Linked DNA regions of Homo sapiens: regions 2 and 3 are each linked to region 1. A link is a contact called in ENCODE Hi-C or POLR2A ChIA-PET data. All regions are on one chromosome and are shown on one strand. The core of a region is the stretch at or near the end of the contact, and the rest is flanking DNA. Distances in the headings are between cores, read along the strand shown. Region 1 has its middle 41 kb from the start of LINC01907. Region 2 has its middle 22 kb from the start of SPATA3-AS1. Region 3 overlaps SP110 (SP110 nuclear body protein).

What was found. A loop is a pair of places that touch in the nucleus more often than their neighbours do. ChIA-PET counts read pairs that join two places held with the same protein, here RNA polymerase II (POLR2A). Pooled maps may share reads with other maps.
Region 2: a map of GM12878 shows a loop between it and region 1 (4-fold over the local background). The contact joins two enhancer-like sites. A Hi-C loop is called at or near these places in 2 of 168 maps with a recorded cell type or tissue (GM11168 and GM12878), 24 of 37 single-sample maps with no recorded cell type and 13 of 50 pooled maps. POLR2A ChIA-PET finds 5 or more read pairs at or near these places in 1 of 52 experiments (GM10248).
Region 3: a loop to region 1 is called in a map with no recorded cell type, with 3 times the contacts of the local background. The contact joins two enhancer-like sites. A Hi-C loop is called at or near these places in 18 of 37 single-sample maps with no recorded cell type and 5 of 50 pooled maps. POLR2A ChIA-PET finds 5 or more read pairs at or near these places in 3 of 52 experiments (activated B cell, activated naive CD4-positive, alpha-beta T cell and activated naive CD8-positive, alpha-beta T cell).

The regions. Positions count from the first base shown.
Region 1 is chr2:230,657,998-230,662,005 of GRCh38, forward strand. No RefSeq gene overlaps it. Among named protein-coding and RNA genes, the nearest start is that of LINC01907, 41 kb to the right of the region's middle. RefSeq lists a cis regulatory region at 627-1,755 and enhancers at 643-732, 793-842, 1,173-1,442, 2,077-2,633. Within about 2 kb of position 2,759, at least 18 of the 41 ENCODE cell types and tissues checked have a DNase peak (open chromatin) inside an H3K27ac peak, as active enhancers do; they include GM12878, where a contact is called at or near this core.
Region 2 is chr2:230,971,746-230,975,764 of GRCh38, forward strand. No RefSeq gene overlaps it. Among named protein-coding and RNA genes, the nearest start is that of SPATA3-AS1, 22 kb to the right of the region's middle. RefSeq lists enhancers at 2,376-2,425, 2,546-2,685. Within about 2 kb of position 2,531, at least 4 of the 41 ENCODE cell types and tissues checked have a DNase peak (open chromatin) inside an H3K27ac peak, as active enhancers do; they include GM12878, where a contact is called at or near this core.
Region 3 is chr2:230,207,606-230,211,810 of GRCh38, forward strand. It overlaps SP110 (SP110 nuclear body protein), which reads right to left. Exons shown (of 19, transcript NM_080424.4): 6 at 3,865-3,948; 7 at 2,326-2,403; 8 at 386-454. It also overlaps a transcript of SP140 not described here. Among named protein-coding and RNA genes, the nearest start is that of SP110, 10 kb to the right of the region's middle. Within about 2 kb of position 1,991, at least 2 of the 41 ENCODE cell types and tissues checked have a DNase peak (open chromatin) inside an H3K27ac peak, as active enhancers do.

The DNA.
Region 1 (4,008 bases), core at 1,509-4,008:
GTTTTTCTTCTGTGTTGAGTTGAAGACGGAGCTCTGCCTTTCTCTCCTGAGGTGCCCTGCACATGTCAGGGTCCCCGTGGGTGGCCGGAAGGAAAAGCTTCATGAAGGGAAGAAACCAGCCCTTCAGTGGTATGGGGCTCCCCTGGTCCCTGGAGGAACAGTAGCCTCTGTCTGAGTCCTAAACTGGGGCAACAGGCCGGGCACAATGTCTCAAGCTTGTAATCCTAGCACTTTGAGGCACCGAGGCAGGCCGATTGCCTGAGCTCAGGGGTTCGAGACCAGCCTGGGCAACATGGTGAAACCCCGTCTCTACTAAAATACAAAAAATTAGCCAGGTGTGGCAACATGCACCTATAGTCCCAGTTACTCGGGAGGCTGAGGCAGGAGAATTGCTTTAACCCAGGAGGCGGAGGTTGCAGTAAGCTGAGATCACACCACTGCACTCCAGCCTGGGCGACAGAGCGAGACTCTGTCTCAAAAACAATAAAAATAAGTAAATAAAATAAACAAATAAACTGGTGCAGCAGTCCCCTCAGTGGTCATGTGTCCACAGGTTTCCATCACAGCCCTGCAGTGACAGGATGGCTAGATGCCCTGCAGAAATCCTTTCCTGGACATACTCCCTCCTCCAGCCACCAGCCCCCCACTGGGTACAGTGCTCATCACAGCCTGGGGTGGAGGCATCAGCAATGCCCTCTTCAAGCTCTTCCCAAAGAAAGTGCCCCATCCGCCTGCCTCTGGCCCTGCCTGACCTGCACATGAGCCACCAGCTTCCTGCCAGGCCTCTGGTGATCCCTGGAACAGTCTCTAGAGCAGGAGCAGGAGCAGGAGCAGGCAGGGCCTGTATCTTCACTCTGCCTGAGCCCAGGCAGGCTCAGCTATGCCTTCAGGCCCCTCGACCACAATCATGGTGACCACATCCCTGGGATAGTCCCTGCTTTGATAACCTGCCTCACTAGTGCCTGCTAAGCACCGCTCCGCCCAGCCTGGTGTGTCCTCCACATCTTCAACCTCTGCAGTCTTCCCAGGGCTGCCCATGCCCTCCCTGGTTTCCAGTCTCTCCTCTACCACTCTCCTCCATCCCCTCAGTCATCCCCCGGTGCTCCCCTTCCAGACCCCACGGTTGCCCCTGTGCCACCTGACTGTCCAACTTTTCTCCAAGCACTCAAGATGGTCTCAGTGCTCCCCACCCCCACCTAGTGAGTCAATTTCAGTACCTGGGCCCTCTAATTCTGCCCTGCGGAGTCTCAAAGTATGTGCTGCCCACTCACCAGAGGAAACAGAAAGCACCTTCTCAGAATACAGCAGGCTTTAATTTCTAGAACTGTGGAGTCATTCAGAAAATGAGAAGAAGAGTGTTGGGTGTCTGATAAGTGAAGATAAGGGCTCAGAGGGATTGCAGGTCGTGGGGTGCGGAGGGGTGGAAGGGAAGACAGTTATGCTAATTTTTCTAAAGAAGAGCCTAGACATCAGCCCATACATAGGATCAGCTGTGGTTAGGAGGCAGCGCCTTACCAAAACCTGCAGGAACAGCCCCCTCCTCCGTCACTCTGTGCCAAGCCCAGCCCCTGTGGCTGCAGCTTGAGAAGCCCCTGATGTGCTCTCAGAGGCATTTCCCCTGGCGCAGTGGCTGGTGGGCACCTGGAACAGGAGCCCTGCAGCTTCCCCAGACTCAAGCAGGCAGTCACGGCCTTGTGCAGCCTCGACATGGCCTCTGGCTTCTCAACAAGGCCCCCAGTCCATCTGCCTCTGTGCCCGGCCTGCTGACACACCACTGCCCTCGTTCTATGCCAAGCACCTTCCAGTGTGCCACCCAGGGACCGGTGGCAGGAAGCAGGCTCCTAACAGACATGGATTGGGCTCCTGGGCACAATTACTCTACTTCTTTTTTTTTTGAGACGGAGTCTTGCTCCGTCACCAGGCTGGAGTGCAGTGGCGTGATCTCAGCTCACTGCAACCTCCGCTTCCCAGGTTCAAGCAATTCTCCTGCCTCAGCCACCCGAGTAGCTGCGATTACAGGCACGTGCCACTGTGCCCAGCTAATTTTTTTGTATTTTTAGCAGAGACAGGGTTTCACCATGTTGGTCAGACTGGTCTCGATCTTGTGACCTCGTGATCCACCCTCCTCGGCCTCCCAAAGTGCTGGGATTACAGGCGTGAGCCACCGCGCCTGGCCCACTTACTCTACTTCTGCACCCCCCACCCTGCACATAAGGAGGGTACATCAGACCCAGAGGATGGCAACCCCCCCAGACTCAGAGGCCACAGGGAAGGGCCTGCGCTGGCCCACCTTCACCTCGATGCTGACTCGCAGAGCTCCGGGAATGTGGACCAGCAGGGAAGGAAAAGGTTCCCAGATAGACTCCGGAAACAGAGCTCACATGACCCCCCTGGGACTCTCTCGTCCCCGCACTGTCCCTGCCAAGGAAAGGACAAGGCCTTGGGCCAGTCTTCTGCAGGAGGTGTCCTGGACAGGCAGTTCCCAACCCACGTGTACAGGCAGTGGCTTCAGATTTGTCTCTGGGCTGTGCTTGTTCCTCTAGGAAGGGCCCCAGCAATTCCAGCCCCAGGGAAATTTTCTCTCCTTCTTCTGGTGTGGATCAGCCAGGGCATTTCACAACCAGCTACAGATGACAAAGAACTGGTAACAGGGCCACCTCCCGTGCCCTGGTCTGGGTGTCCCGGTGAAACTGAATGAAATGAACAGCAGGTGGCCGGGGTCAAACACCAAGTTAAACAGAAGGGGACAATCTCAGCTCCCAGGCAGAGACCACGGGTGGGGGAGGGAGAGCGGGCAGGAGGTTACAGACCACGTGAATAAGAGTTCAGATCTTTGTGGTACTGGTTGGCAGTTTCCGTTCTTACACCCCAGCTTCCTTCCTGATTCTCTGCCCAGCACAAGGGGATTGGGGAACATGTCCAGCCAACTATAGCCAAAGGCAGCACAGGGCAAGGTATACAGTCAGTGCCAGTTAATGGTTAAGACAGCCAGCATATCAGGCATTGCAGTGAGCCGAGATTGCACCACTGTACTCCAGCCTGGGCAACAGAATGAGACTCCATCTCAAAAAAAAAAAAAAAAAAGAAATAGACAGCCAGCATAGGAGTCAGACAGGATCCCAACTCCACACTTGAACTCTCTAAGCCTCGGTTTCCTCATCTGTAAAATAGTGATAACATTGAAGACCATCTCACAGGGATGCCAAGAAAATTAAATGAGAAACTCTATGGAATGCACTTAGGACAGGGCCTGGCACATAGTAGGACCTCAATAAATATTAGCCATACTATCAACTTGACTGAGAATGGTAGTTGAAGAACCAGTGGGCTCCACACAATCTCATATTAGAGAATCTGACTCTCCAGGCAGGCGTGAGAGTCAGTGCATGATGATTAAATCCTTTGAGGCACACGGGGGAAATGTGTCCTGCCTAGGGCTGTCTTACTTCTCTTCCTCACCCCTGTTGGCCTCAGTATCTGGAACTGCACCATAGAGATGAGTCCCTTTGGGTAGTGCCAGGCAGCGACTCAGATCCCAGGGTTCCAAATAGAGACACAGGGGCACTGCTGTACTGGGGGCATGGAGGGCTATAGCATGGGCCGGCTTAGGGGTGTGGTTTGAGCACCCCAGTTCCCCATAGGCCTGATTCCCCACAGAGCTCAGATGTAGAAGGGCCTGGCAGATCGGGCAACCAAAGCTCCTTTCCCTAACCTCACAAGGTCCAGAACCCCAAGATTTAGACTTTCTTCCTTTCCCCAGCCCCCTTATCACCACTTCCTGGCACTCAGCTCCTGCATCTGAGAAATGAGTATGGTACCAGGGTTGTGGTTAGGCTCAAATGAGCAACCCATGCAAAATCCTTTGAACCGAGCTAGACATAGGTGTGGTATTAGTTTGATAGGGCTGCCATTACCTAGATCCACAGACCGGGTGCCTTAAGCAACAGAAGTATACTTCCTCATGATTCTGGAGGCTGGAAGTCTGAGATCCAGGTGTTGACAGGGTTG
Region 2 (4,019 bases), core at 1,281-3,780, 310 kb after region 1:
ATCCCAGCTACTCGGAAGGCTGAGGCAGGAGAATCGCTTGAACCTGGGAAACGGAGGTTGCAGTGAGCCAAGATCGCACCACTACACTCCAGCCTGGGCAACAGAGTGAGACTCCATCTCAAAAATAATAATAATAAATAAAATAAAATAAAAAAAGAATTACCATATGATCCAGGAATTCCACTTCTGGGTGTACACTGAAAAGGACTGAAAGCAAAGCCACACACAGCTTTCTGTACACCCATGTTCATAGCAGCATTATTCACAATAGCCAAAAGGTAGGGGCAGCCCAAGTGCTTCTTCCATCAATGGATGAATGGATAACACATTGTGTTTATCCATTGATAAATTGCTGATATAGTTTTGGATCTGTGTCCCACTCAAATCTCCTGTCTAGTTATAACCCCCAGTGTTGGAGGCGGGACCTGGTGGGAGGTGATTGGATCATGAAGGCATAGTTCTCATAAATGGTTCAGCACTATCCCTCCTTGGTACTGTGTAATGAGTGAGTTCTCACAAGATCTGGTTGTTTAAAAAGTGTGCCGCACCTCCCCCCTCTCTCTCTTGCTCCTACTCCGGCCACGTGGTAAGTGCTGGCTTCCACTTTGTCTTCTGCAATGATTGTAAGTTTCCTGAGGCCTCCTGGAAGCCAAGCAGAAGGCCAGCATCATGTTTCCTGTACAGCCTGTGGAATCGAGAGCCAATGAAACCTCTTTTCTTTATAAATTACCCAGTCTCAGGTATGTCTTTTTTTATTCTTTTTTCCTTTTTTTGAGACAGGGTCTTGCTCTCTTGTCCAGGCTGCAGAACAGTGGCATGACACAGCTCACTGCAGCCTCGACCTCTCAGGCTCAATCGATCCACCCACCTCAGCCACCTGAGTAGTTGGGACTACAGGTATGGGCCGCTATGCCCAGCTAATTTTTTTTTCTCTTTTTGAGACGGAGTGAGCTCTGTCGCCCAGGCTGGAGTGCAGTGGCGCAATCTGGGCTTGCTGCAATCTCCGCATCCCGGGTTCACGCCATTCTGCTGCCTCAGCCTTCCGAGTAACTGGGACTACAGGCGCCCACCACCACGCCCAGCTAATTTTTTGTATTTTTAGTAGAGACGGGGTTTCACCATGTTAGCCAGGATGGTCTCAATCCTCTGACCTCGTGACCCACCTGCCTTGGCCTCCCAAAGTGCTAGGACTACAGGCATGAGCCACTGCGCCCGGCTTATGCCCAGCTAATTTTTGTATTTTTTGTAGAGATGGGGTTTCACCATGTTGCACAGGCTGGTCTTGAGCTCCTGGACTTAAGTGATCCTCTCACCTTGGCCTCCCAAAGTGCTGGAATTACAGGCATGCACCATCGTGACTGGCCCAGTATCAGGTATTTCTTTATAGCAATGCAAGAACAGACGAATACACACGCAGTGGAGTATTACTCAACATTACAAAGGAAGGAGATTCTGACCCATGCTCTCATATGGATGAAACTTGGAGACATTATACTAAGTCAAATAAGTCAATCACAAAAAGAAAAATACCGTATGATTCCACTTAAAGAGGTACCTAGGGTAGTCAAATGCATAGACATAGAAATTAGGATTATGGTTGGTTGCCAGGAGCTGGGGGAAGTGGGGGATGGGGAGTTGGTGGTGGTTGTACTAGGTGAACATAACTTAATTCCACTGAACTCAACACTTACAGTGGTTACAATGGTGAATTCTAGGTTATGTCTATTTTACCACAATTTTTAAAAATAATTTAAAATCCATGATAAATAGAGTGACCATATAGTTTATTGTCTAAACTGGGACACTTTGGGCAATGAAAGTGGATGCTTTTAATAACTACACCTCGATCCTAGGGGTTAAAGAGACTGCCCTAGGTAGCCTGGGGGTTCCCCAAAATAGTCACTTCTCCACTTACTTCAGTTGAAAGTGTCTTCTTCGCCTGGTAAATATTCAGTACAGTAGCTATGGAAGAAATGTCACCATGAACGGTGCCAAGATATAATTATTCCTGTTCTGGAATGTCAAACTTTAACATTTTGGCCACAATATTCTCTTTTGATCACATTGTCATAATAATTTTGGGATAAAGTGGATGTATCCAGAAGTCCATTCTATGTTGGGACACTTGGCATTGCTCCATGCTTGTGTGGGGGTGGCACCTTTACCTCCCTGCCTCAATCCTCCCCTTCCCTCCCACTGTCCCCTTCCACCTATCCTTTCAGGTAGGTCTTACACAAATGGCCCCTCCTCTGTCCTGTCTTTCCTGATCCACCCTGTGGCATTTCTCCACTTCCAAACTTCTCTGGTGCTTTTACTTGGCGTCAGGTGACATGCGATAAGACCTGGATTAATTAGTTAATGTTAATAACATCTGCTTGACTGCCAATCCTGAAAAATACCGTAATTAACATCATCAACCAGCCATAGGGAAACCACCTTGGACCTCCCCGTGTAAACTACTTTGGGCAGTGCCTTGGGTTTTTCAAGAGTTTGTCAGGCACTTGAGGTTGAGGCTCGAAGAAAGAATATTATTTGATTCTTAGCCATGGTGGGAACCGACATTTATCTAAGTGTTTTTCATAGACAGGAAGTGGTAATTCTCACCCTCCCTGATCTGGGCTCTGACTCACTGGGGTGCCCCAGCCTCTGGGCCTGGGCTCACTAGTGGTAGCCAGCTGACCTGAGCATCAGAGTAAGATGCGTGCCTGAAAAATTCCCCTGGTGGGGCCGGTCATGAAAAGTGCCGTTCTCCTCATTCATGTGGTTTTGTCAGGATGCCCGGATTCCGCAGGCCCGGGCCAGTTATTTTGAGCACACAAGTCACTTTAAAAGACCCCTAAAGGTCACTGGTCCCAAGGATTATTTCACCCCCTCACCACAGTTAATGTCGTCTCCCCACCTCTGTTTTTCTGTATTCCCATAACACATTCTGAGTGTGGCTATGTGATGTAAAGAGCTGTTTTCATGCAAATGTTCAGGGTAACATCATGCATAGTGTCTTAGTTCATCTCCTGCCGCTATACCAAAATACCACAGACTGGGTAATTTACAAGGCACAGACGTTTATTTGGCTCATGGTTCTGGAGCTGGGAAGTCCAAGAGCGTGGTGCTGGTATCTAGTGAGGGCCATCCCATGGCGGAAGGCATCACGTCGTGAGAGAGAACACACGCGAGAGGAAGGAAAGAGGGGCAGAATTCCCTGATTTTATATCTAAGTCACTCCTGTGACAGCTAATCCAGTACCCCAATAATGGCCTGAATCCACTCATGAGAGCTGTGTTCCCATGACCTAATCACCACTTAAACGTGCCACTTCTCAACATTGTTGCACTGGCAATTAAGTTTCCAACACATGAACTTTGGGGGACACATTCAAACCACAGCACTTAGAATATAACAGGATTGCCCCCCTACAGCCATGAGTCCCTTGGATCACCAAGTTAATGTAACAATAACAAAGTCTAATATGATTTACAGGAAATTGGAAGCTTTAAGTAGCCTCGTGAAGCCAAAGGGCAGCATTAGAGCATATCTTTTGACACCCGAAGCTTGTGTCAAAAAGGGTATTAACAGTTGACCGCCTCACACCCACGAGGATGACTATAATTTTTTAAATGGAAAATAACCATTGGCAAGGATGTGGGAAAACCGGAACCCTCCTACTTTGCTTGTGAAAAATGTAAAACGGTGCAGCTGATGTGGAAATCAATTTGTTGGTTCATCAAAAATTTAAACATGGGGCCAGGTGCAGTGGCTCACGCCTGTAATCCCAGCACTTTGGGAGGCCAAGGCGGGCAGACCACGAGGTCAGGAGTTCGAGACCAGCCTGGCCAACATTATGAAACCCCGACTCTACTAAAAATACAAAAATTAGCCTGGCGTAGTGGCACATGCCTGTAGTCCCAGCTACTCGGGAGGCTGAGGCAGAAGAATCGCTTGAACCCGGGAGGCAGAGGTTGCAGCGAGCTGAGGTCATGCCACTGCACTCCAGCCTGGGTGACAGAGTGAGACTTTATCTC
Region 3 (4,205 bases), core at 741-3,240, 450 kb before region 1:
CAAGCCAGAAATTGAAGAGTGGGCCTTGATTTTTCTCTTTCTCATCTGTAGCTAATAATATGTCAAATCCTGTCAACAATACCTGCAAAACTGATCTTGAATTGGCACTCTTCTCTGCATCTCCACTGTCAGATCTGAATCCAAGCCACCAAGAACTCTCATGGCATCTGCCCCAAAATGGCTGCCCTGCCTCCATTCTTTCCCAGCTCCAACTCATTCTTTACACCGTAGCAAAATTGAGCTTACATTGTGTCACTTCACTGACTAAATCTCTTCAATGGCTTCCCATTGCATTTAGAATAAAATTCAACCCTCCACAGCTTGACCTACAAGCCCTGCATGAGCTGTTTCCAGCCTCCAGCTTCCTCTTGTACTCTCATCTTACCTCCTGGGAGGCTTTTTTTCTTATGTCTCCTTTTTGGAGTTGACCAGATACATCTTTTTCTTTTCTTTCCTAAAAAGAAAGGATAATGTTTTATAGTTACAAACATTGATCTCCCAATCTTGTATGTCAATGATATTCAGCTTTTACTTTTGGTCTTCAAACCACATTGCTAGAAGTTCATTGGTGACCTTAGGTGATGGTACTTCAGGGAGTAATAGGGGAAGAAGGACTCTAAAATGACAGAGGAAAAGGAGAAACGAAGAAATAGAGACAGGGAGTTTAGGTAGCTCATTTCTAGAAGTTTGGTTGTGAAATGAAGGAGAGAGATATGGAAGTAGTTGAAGTGAGATGAGAATCAAGAAAAAGCATTTTTTAATGAGCTGTGATACATGTAATGCAGATTCTTGTGTGAGACATACTGCTTTAATGAATACTTGAGAGAGAAGGGATCATGGATACTATAAGATGAGGCAGAAGGATTGTCTTAGAAGAGAAGGAGGGAACTCGGAGAGGAGGGAGACAGATGTAGTTAGGGTTTGTAGGACTAGCAGCACAAATAAGGGGATTCTCATCTGATATCTCCTTATGGTGCAGGAGGGAAAGTCACTGATTGAGCAAAAAGCAGGAGGTGAGGGGGTCAGAGGTTTGAAAAATAGGGCTTGAGGTTTGAAAGGATTATTGCAGGAAGTAGCATTGTCACACAGTAAGGAGAGATGATTTGTGCTGGAACCATGAAGACCAGTGAGTGCACTCTGCCCTGCTGTGGAACTCTCTCCAGCACTGCTGGCTTTCAGATGCAGTGTACAGGAAGTAGGTAAGTAGGGTCTTCCAAGACTTGCCAGAGAGTTCTAGGAAAAGGCAGAGAGGAAAGGCAGGTTTAAGATAATGGCAATAGATTACTGAAATGATGAATCTTGGACTGTGAGTTAGTGTCAATGTTAAAAAGCTGGGAAGCAAAGAAAAGCAGATGATGGCTTGGAAGGAGGAAAGGCCAGTGGACTGGTGATCCAAATGAGGTTGAAGGACAACTTCAGAGGAAACAACAAATAAATAAGCACAGAAAAATATATTTTTGATTCTTTTTCTTTTGTTAGGATTGGGCTGGGAAAGAGTGATCAGAGGTTGAATGATAGCTATAAAAGGAGAAAAGCTCAAGGACAGGTATCAAAAAAGGAATTCTGAAATTAACTGTTGGGAAATCGAGCCAGGTTTGAATGACGATAGGGTCTATAGCTTGCCTTTGGGTATGGGAGGCCAAGAATTGGTGGAGGAAAAAGTCATGGAAAATGAGAAGATGAAGGATTTGAGGGGCCAGAGTATTGGATAACAGAGTTGTCTGTTATCCGTGTGTACCCTGAAGGCATCTAGGATGATGCTGGGACTTGAAATGACAGAAAAGCAGCTTTTGAAAGGATTATTGGGGAAATTATTGGATGATATTGATGATGAGTGAGTGAACATTTTAATTGAATGGTTAAGACTCAAAGGAGAGGATCAGGGAGGAAGGGGCTGGATGGGGCCAGTAGGCAGCAAAGGACAGACATCTAACCTGTCTCTCACCATGAGGTGTGAGTGATGGATGGCAGAGAATGCCTAGCCATGTCTTAAGAGGAAGTGGGTTCCTCTCTGGGGAACCAACTTTCAGTTAAAGAGGGAAGTGCAATTAACACTCTAAGAAGTTGTGAATATAGGAGATTGATTTTTTCAGAACAGGCAATTCCAATGGCATATTTCAATACCCCCAAATGCCTTCTGGTTTCCTGATAATTTTCATAAAGGCCTTTTTGGAAGATGCAGCAAATGGAAACTGCAGAAACGAACTGTGTGTGGCATCAGGACTGTGGTCACATAGTGGTGCTCTTGACAAGATACAGTCAGAAAAACAGAAAGCAACTCTGAATTCACCCTTCTGACCTCTACAGAAGAAAGGCTTTTCTTACCTTTCTTGTCTGAAGGTGTGCTGGACACCTCCTGGGGCTCTTCTGGGTCATTTGGTTCTGGAGAATTATCTCTTATCTCTGACAAAAGAAATATAAGTCATTTCAGAGCTCAGATCCAGTGAAGAGAAAGTGCTGAGGGAAGTCAATGCAAGAACTAGAAAAGTAGAAAGTACATGCAGCCCAGGGCCGGGAATCTGCTTGCCCTAAGAATTCCCTGGCTCTGTCTTGATTTTTGCCAACTTGTGGTTATTGTTACCTGTGCGACCATCACAGGGAACTAGGGCACAACTGCCCCACAGCAGAGGCTCAGTCTGATCCTTTTAGAGAGATTATCTTATGGATGGAAGAGAAGTGAGTGAAGAAGGTGCAATGAATGGAAATTGCAGGAATAAACTGTGCTGGGTATCATGACTATAGTCACATGGTTTCTGCTCCCAGCAGCCCCTGCTCAAGGAATGAAGCTGAGAGCGGAAAGTGGTGATATTGAAATCTGATGTCCATGATGAAGGGGAATGTCTTTGCTGTATGAAAAATACATCTTATTGCTTTGACGTCTATGTGTGGATATTCTTTAACTGCTCTATCTGTGGTTATTTTACTTGGAGAAATAGTGGAGAAGGCTAAATGCCTTATATATTTCTGTATATAAGGATTGTTTGAAGAAAGCAGGAGCTAGCCTGTGCTTGCTAGCACCTGTTAACAGCAAAGACATATAAAGCTCTGCTAGTTTTTGCTGCACAAAGAAAGACAGAGAACTTGAAGCCATAACAAATAAAGGCTCATCTCACATGAAGCTGTCACCTTTTTCTTTACACACTGCATTGAGATTGGTCTCAAATGCTGGCCTGCTTAGGAATAGGTGACTGAGGCAGGTGGCAAGCAGTCATTAGATCTTTGGAATAATTTATTACCTTTCAAGTTATATTCATAATATCAACTCTTAAACTCCAAGTGATATAGAAATGACCAGGGTTGAAAGTGAAAATTCCCCACAGTCAGGTGGGGGCTTGGAAGGAGGACCATCCATGTCTGCTGCAGCAATTCACTATTAGGGCCACACAGTGTTTTTGTTCATTTGCTTTGCATTTTGACAGAGCCGTTTTGAGCACTACTTTATTGAAGTGGCCTCAGAAGAGTGGCTCTGTCAAACAGTCCAGCCTGACTCAGTTCCCTTGCTTTCCCCTGGGGTTCCTGCCACAACCCTTTGTGGCAGGTGAATGTTTCCCTTTCAGGCGCTTTGTGGCATTTGGAGTCCAAACCTACAGGCACTGGTGGGGCTCTGTCCATCATCATCCGTGGCCCTATCCAAGTCTACCTTTTCCAGACTTGCCTCCTTTGCCCTCCCCCAGGGACTCTGTATCCATTCAGAGGTCGGGTCTCCTGCCTGTTCAAGCTCCCAAGTGCTGGGTGAACTGGAAGCTGGGCCAAGATTGCTGAGAGGCAGGAGGAGAGCCCCCTCTCTAGAAGATCCGAATGGCTTTTCCTCTTAGTAAACACAGAAACAAAGGCAAGCTTTTAGGTTGACCAAACCAAGATTACCTGGCATAGAGCCCAAGGGAGAGTGGGGCATCTCTTGAGGGTCTTCTTTATCTCTTATTTGGGGGATCAGGTTGTCACTGGCCACTGAATGGAGGAAGAAAAAGTTTTAGATCTCAGGAACAGCAAGCAGGGACCAGAATGAGGAGAAAAGAGAATGCTCTATTCCAACAAGTAAAAATGACGGGGTAACAGCAACCAAGGCCTGGGAAAGGATGGCATAGAGTGGGAAAGTAAGCAACCATTCACTCTCAATTAGCCACTTGTTCTTCCATTGCTGTTAGCTTCCTGATTATGTTAACCTTTTTGGATGGTAGGTATTAGAGGAGTGGATGCAATATTAT